Linked DNA regions of Mus musculus: region 1 is linked to region 2. The links are chromatin loops, found by intact Hi-C in ENCODE. Cell type or tissue: heart. All regions are shown on one strand. Each heading gives the region's core, and the rest is flanking DNA. Links, peaks and the distances in the headings are about the cores only.

Evidence for each region. Peaks named below come from ENCODE experiments on the same cell type or tissue, not always from the same donor. Only the 100,000 strongest peaks of a DNase experiment are listed, where the experiment ranks them.
Region 1: a loop joins it to region 2, with 2.4 times the contacts of the local background. A loop is called at or near these places in 29 of 42 quality-filtered maps.

What each region holds. Positions count from the first base shown.
Region 1 is chr9:107,288,404-107,291,312 of GRCm38, reverse strand. Mapkapk3 (mitogen-activated protein kinase-activated protein kinase 3) reads left to right here and starts at 1,436. Exons shown (of 11, transcript NM_178907.3): 1 at 1,436-1,788; 2 at 1,917-2,193. The coding sequence starts at 1,969. In heart, for the core only: a CTCF peak has its summit at 1,329; DNase peaks (open chromatin) are centred at 1,472 and 2,452; H3K4me3 peaks cover 1,515 bases; H3K27ac peaks cover 1,192 bases.
Region 2 is chr9:107,229,628-107,232,536 of GRCm38, reverse strand. It overlaps Dock3 (dedicator of cyto-kinesis 3), which reads left to right and starts at 628. Exons shown (of 53, transcript NM_153413.2): 1 at 628-1,065. The coding sequence starts at 1,029. In heart, for the core only: a CTCF peak has its summit at 1,227 (motif pointing right); DNase peaks (open chromatin) are centred at 556 and 1,126; H3K4me3 peaks cover 1,272 bases; H3K27ac peaks cover 667 bases; H3K27me3 peaks cover 1,678 bases.

The DNA of each region.
Region 1 (2,909 bases), core at 230-2,729, 59 kb before region 2:
ATGAATAATTGCAGTGCTCTTCCCGAGTGGTTATCAGGAACCTGGATGCAGTTGTACAAATAGAAGGGCACCAATTTTCTGTTGGCCACTGACAGTTGCAGAGTGCAGCCCAGGCATCTTTGTGTGTGTTGTGGTGGAAGGCCGGACACAGCCTCCTTTGGGTGGGACAGAGGTCCGGGTGGCTGCAGTTCTGAATATAGTCTGTAGATGGCAGCAGAGACCTGCTCAGAGGGCTTGCCTGTGGCGCCGCCTGCTCTGTAGACTTGTGGGAAAGTTGGCTCAAAATATCTATGATAGGCTAAAAGGTGAAGGTCTAAGTGCAGAAGGGAAAAATTTAAAGCGAATAGAGGAATTGGATGGAAGAAATGGATTTTAATGTTAAGGCTGATTGATTGAGCCGGGCGTGGTGGCGCACGCCTTTAATCCCAGCACTTGGGAGGCAGAGGCAGGCGGATTTCTAAATTCAAGGCCAGCCTGGCCTACAGAGTGAGTTCCAGGACAGCCAGGGCTACACAGAGAAACCCTGTCTCAAAAAACCAAAAAACAACAAAAACAAAACAAAAGATTGATTGGTTTTTCGAGACAGAGTTTCTCTGGCTGTCCTGGAACTCTCTTTGCAGACCAGGCTGGTTCGAACTCACTGAGGTCCGTCTTTTTCTGCTTTCAGAGCGCTGGGATTAAAGGCATAGGCCACTATGCCCAGCTAATTTTATTTTTTAAAAACATAGCCTCACGATGTAACCTAGGTTAGCCTCACAATCCTCCCGCCTAAGCCTTCCTCGCGCTGCAATTACAGGTGTTCATCACCATGGCCAGAACTTGAACTTTTATTAGTTGAGATTCTTAGAACCTAAAGCTCAAATCACGAGGTGAAAAGTTGATGCAGCTGACCAAATGGGAAATCGAGATTTCTGATTCAAGAGCGTCCCAAGTGTGTTCAACTTACGGCTACGGGCTGTAAGTGGTCCAGGGAAGTATGAATGTGGCCCAATACATTTATTTGGAATGACAAGTGAATTGCAAAGTCAAAAGGTTAGTCAGGAAGTGCATAGAAAGGAAAGCTAGCCAGTTGTTAGACAGATGCCCTAAACCAGGAAATGAGTGGCGGGTTAGACAACAACATGCCAATTCCCAGGGCACGCTGACTAAACATTCAAAAAGTTGAATTCTGAAACACTTAGCTACCTGGAAATTTTGGGAGTCTAAAACGCCCCCTGGCAGCTAGCAAAAAGAACACTTCACTCAAGAGCCCGCAAGAGAAACAAAATGTCTTGCGCTGTAACTTTTCTAGATCACAGATAAAATCCGAGGAGGCTGGTACAACAGTTGAAGGAGCTCCTAGCGGTGTCCCAGGGCGCTGCGAAAGTTACAGTGAACTTGACGAGGCCACGCCCCATTTTGTCTCGACTCAGAGGCGGAGTCTGCCAGGGGCTCTGCCCTGGCCTGCCCAACCCGGACTAGCCTGGCCCTTTAAGGTTGACCTAGCGGGGCCCCAAGTCTGAATGACGCGACGAGAAGCGGGGGTGGGGGGTCACGTGGGACGCGGGCGGCGAGACTCTGGGTCCAGGGCTCCGGTCCTCAGCGGACTCCAGGGATCACTATCTCTTGCCCACTCTCGCCTGCACCATGATTTTCGTGTAGTGCTTTGCCACCAAGTGCGCCTTCGCCTGGTCCGCCTTTCTTGGGTCTCTGTATGGCTGGTTCTCAAGACCTTGTTGCTATACAGCGCCGGACTCCTTCCTAATTTGACACGTGCCTGGGCTGAGGGATCACCTCCCCCTGCTGTACGTAAGTACTCTCAGGCAGTTTCCAGCTTGTCTTGGGCCAGGAGCCCAGTCAATCTAGTTCTGGAGAAACCAAAGCTGGGGTGTGTCCAAAAAGTCCCGGTGGGGAGTGACTCTTTCCCTTTCCTTCAGGTGCCTCTGGACGCGCCAGGCTGGGGCTACCTCCGAGCGCCCCGTGGGGGCCATGGATGGCGAGACAGCAGGGGAGAAGGGGAGTCTTGTGCCCCCGCCAGGTGCGCTCGGCGGGTCCGCCTTGGGTGGTGCTCCGGCCCCAGGTGTGCGACGGGAACCCAAGAAGTACGCGGTGACTGATGACTACCAGTTGTCCAAGCAAGTGCTGGGTCTGGGTGTGAACGGCAAGGTACTGGAGTGCTACCATCGGCGCTCTGGCCAGAAGTGTGCCCTGAAGGTTAGTGACCCATCTCTCTGAGGGCTAGGGTGACATGGAGGGTCCAACAGCAGAAACCTGTGGATGTATCTGTGTCCGGGGTCTCTATTAAACATCTACACATGGCATCTTGTTTTATTTTCAAACTCTTCCTCTAGCGTCAGACTCGTGGTCCTCTTAGCCTCACATACACGGAAACAGGCTGACCTACCTAAACTGAGGGTGTGTCCCAAAGAGCGAGGGGAGGAGTCAATGTGAGTAGAGCTGTTGTACCCGGAAGGCAGGAGGGTGTGGCTGTGCGCTCTGGTTCTGGCTTGGGCTTTGTGTTTAGGCCCAAAGGATGCTCTTAAATTCTTAGTTATCCCCTGCAGGTAGCTCCTTCTATGGGGATGCGGCTAAGTTTTCCTTAGGCTCAGTGCAGGGTTGTCCTCCTCATGGCCCCTGCCCGCTGAGGTGGGACCATGAGCCTCTTAGGGTGTTTTTTGACTACTGGGCCCCTTGAGTTGAGTTGGTGGCCTCTTGTGGAAAGGGGCAAGCTTTGCTCATAAGCTGACCCACCCTGGACAGACGATGGAGAACCACTTATCACATCATATTCAAGGTTCCCTAGAGGTATGGCACAGTGATGTGGGTGGGGTGGGGGAGTGGCTTGGAGTAGTTGATCTCACTACTAGAATCTGGTTCGGGCACGTGGCGCCAGCCCAAGAACCCCTACTCCTACCTGTGTCCTCACCCCA
Region 2 (2,909 bases), core at 250-2,749:
GACCTATGTCCCGCAGAGGCGGTGGCATAGGTCTGGGGTACACAACTAGATATAATTGGGAAAGGAAAGACTTCTTGAACATGAAGGCCGCTAAGCTTGTTCAGGCCACACACACACACCACAGCAGCCAAGTCAACAAAAGAACTCAGGAGGTGTTAGAAGCCTTGGCCTATATGCGGCATCCTAGGAGCCCAAGAACCCCCTGCACATCACTCAGTTCCTTTGAAGCGATGATCCCATTCTGCCAGCTTCTCCCTCCCGTTACTCCCTGAGCCCCGGGATGGCAGAAGAGGACCTTTCAGAGGATGTGGCTGTGATAGCAATGTGACAACGACATGAGTTTAATAACGATGTCCCCATTTTTACTGGTTCTCCTCTCTCTGACAAGAGGTGGAGCGGCCATCTCAGTACGCCTGGCATGAGACACCGTGGCCTTCCTCACGCAGGACCACGACCCCGTTCTGCGGTAGCTGCAGCCAAAGGCTCTGTTGGGGGGGGGGCGGAGGGAGTTGGCCTCCCGGGCCGGGCTATCCAATCCCTTCTCGCAGATTTCCCTCCGCTGGCCCGCAGCGGCGTCTCGTGGATTCGCGCGCGGGCTCGGGCGGGCGGCGCGAGCCCGGGTATTGCGAGCCCCCGCGCGCCAGGGAGCGGCGCATGCGCGGGCGTCCCGCGAGCCCGCTGAGGCGATCCGAGCCGCGGCGGCGCCGGGAAGCCAGCGACGGAGCTGTGAGGGACCGAACGGCGGCGCGGGGACGGTGGAGACGGACAGGTGGTGAGCCCTCGCCCGCGTCGCCAGGGGCTCCTCGGCCGCCCGTGGAGTCTCGCGGTCGGTCAGGACGTGGCATCCGGCGGTGGCGGTGGCATCCCGGACGGCCTGTGAGGGATGCGCCGCCTACTGCCCCGCGCCGCCTGACCGCCCCCGCCTTGCCTCGCGGTGCGCCACAGCCGGGCCCGCGGCCGCCCCTGCGGCCGTCCCCTGCGAGCTGTCACCCAGCCGCCGCGCCCGCGGGGCTGCGCCCGGCCCGGCCATGTGGACCCCCACGGAGGAGGAGAAATACGGCGTAGGTAGGTGAGGCTGGGGCCTGGCAGCGGCGGGGGCTCGGGGGCACGTGCCCAAGTCCCGGGCCCCGCCTCGATTGCTGCTGCCCCGGCTCCTCCGCCCCTGCCCGCACACTGTGCGGCCTCGGCGCGGGGCGGGTGCGGTACCAGCGCGGGGATGGGCCCGGGGCTCTGGGTGCGGGAGGGCGGCAGGGGGCGCTGGCGGTGCGGCCTCAGCAGGTGCGGCGGGCGGGCGGGCGGGCGGGCGAGCGGGAGGGGCCGCAAGGCCGGGGCAGTTGCGGGAGGTTTGTGATGTGAGGCGCTGGACAGTTTACCCAGGAAGATGCATCTTCAGCAGTCAAAACCTTGATTTTAGTGAATTTCTGCACCAAGGTTGATGAGCCCGATGGTTGTTTATTTTCCGATTGGAAGCTTACAAAAAAGGATGCAAAACGTTGACCTCATTCGCTCAGTCTAAAATGATGCAGATCTTTATTTTGCTTTAAGGGTTAGAAATAGTTCCTCTACTACTGTGGGAATTGTTTTGGACATACATCATTGTTAAAGTTTAGTGCATTTTGCTGACATTTTTTAAAAAAACAAATCTGTTTTCAAATGAGAACGATACTCCTTAGTTTCTTCTTAAACTGTTAGGTGAAACTCCCGAAGGTTAACGATTTCTTTTAATATTCCATTTCTTTAAAAAAAAATTCAGTTTTTAAGGGACTGAGTGTTTTATCTTTACAATGTTAGTATTTCGTGGCCAGCCACTTTACATCATTGTAAATAACCTATTGGATTTGGTTACAAATATTTAAAATGTGGAGTGTGCAGGGTTTTTTGTTCTTAGCTTGTAATGGAAAATTTTAGAAAATGTATAGGAAGTATATTGCTTAAAGGCAAATTATTATTTCAATCAATGCAACAGTTCTAACAGCATTTCCTTAATAATTCATTATAAAGAAACTTTGTAAACCGCAGTGGTTTTGTAAAGTGCAATCGTTTTGTAATACCATCAGGCAAGGTATGTAAAAATACTGTTTATAGTAGAGGGGCCCTCTATCTTCTTCTGAAAACTAACATTCTAAAGTTTATAATTAGCTATGCTACAGAGGACCTGGTAAAAGACCCCAAGTTCTAGAGTCTTTTGAAAAGGAATTAGGAAATGGTGCACAGGCCAGGATTCACCCCTAGGGACTCTTTTACCTTTTCTATTTAAAGCATTCCTTGAATACTAAGTTGCTACTGTGAAATGAGGAGTTGATGGTTCTTCTGCTATCAGAACTACTTAATTAGAATAACAAACAATCAGTGTGAAAGTGGTCAGCTGTCCAGTGGTACTTGATAAATTTTTCCCTTCTGGGGAGGAACTCTCAAGTAATGCTGATAGTGGGATTCAGAGTGCTGGCTTCTTTTTTACTGGTGCTTTGGGAAAATTATGTAAATAATTTTCTTAATGTGTAAATGAGGGCTCGTGTTAACATATCTTACAGGGTTGTGAAAACCAAACAAGTACACACTAAGTAGTTTGTAAATGTTAATCTCCCCATTAATACTTAGACAGTGATGACACTATATAATGGTGTGTTAGTTCTGAGTCTGGTAATTCAAAGCAATCAGATGGAATGAGATTAGCTTTAGAAAAAATTGTCATTCCCTGCAGAGGAGCATAGGATTGCATACACCTTAGATCTTAAATGGCCTGTTGTTACTCTGACGATAGTTTCTTTGTAGCTGTGGTCTGGTATAATTTTGATGCTTTCTTTCTTTCTTTCTTTCTTTCTTTCTTTCTTTCTTTCTTTCTTTCTTTCTTTCTTTCTTTCTTTCTCCTCTTCTTCTTCTTCTTCTTCTTCTTCTTCTTCTTCTTCTTC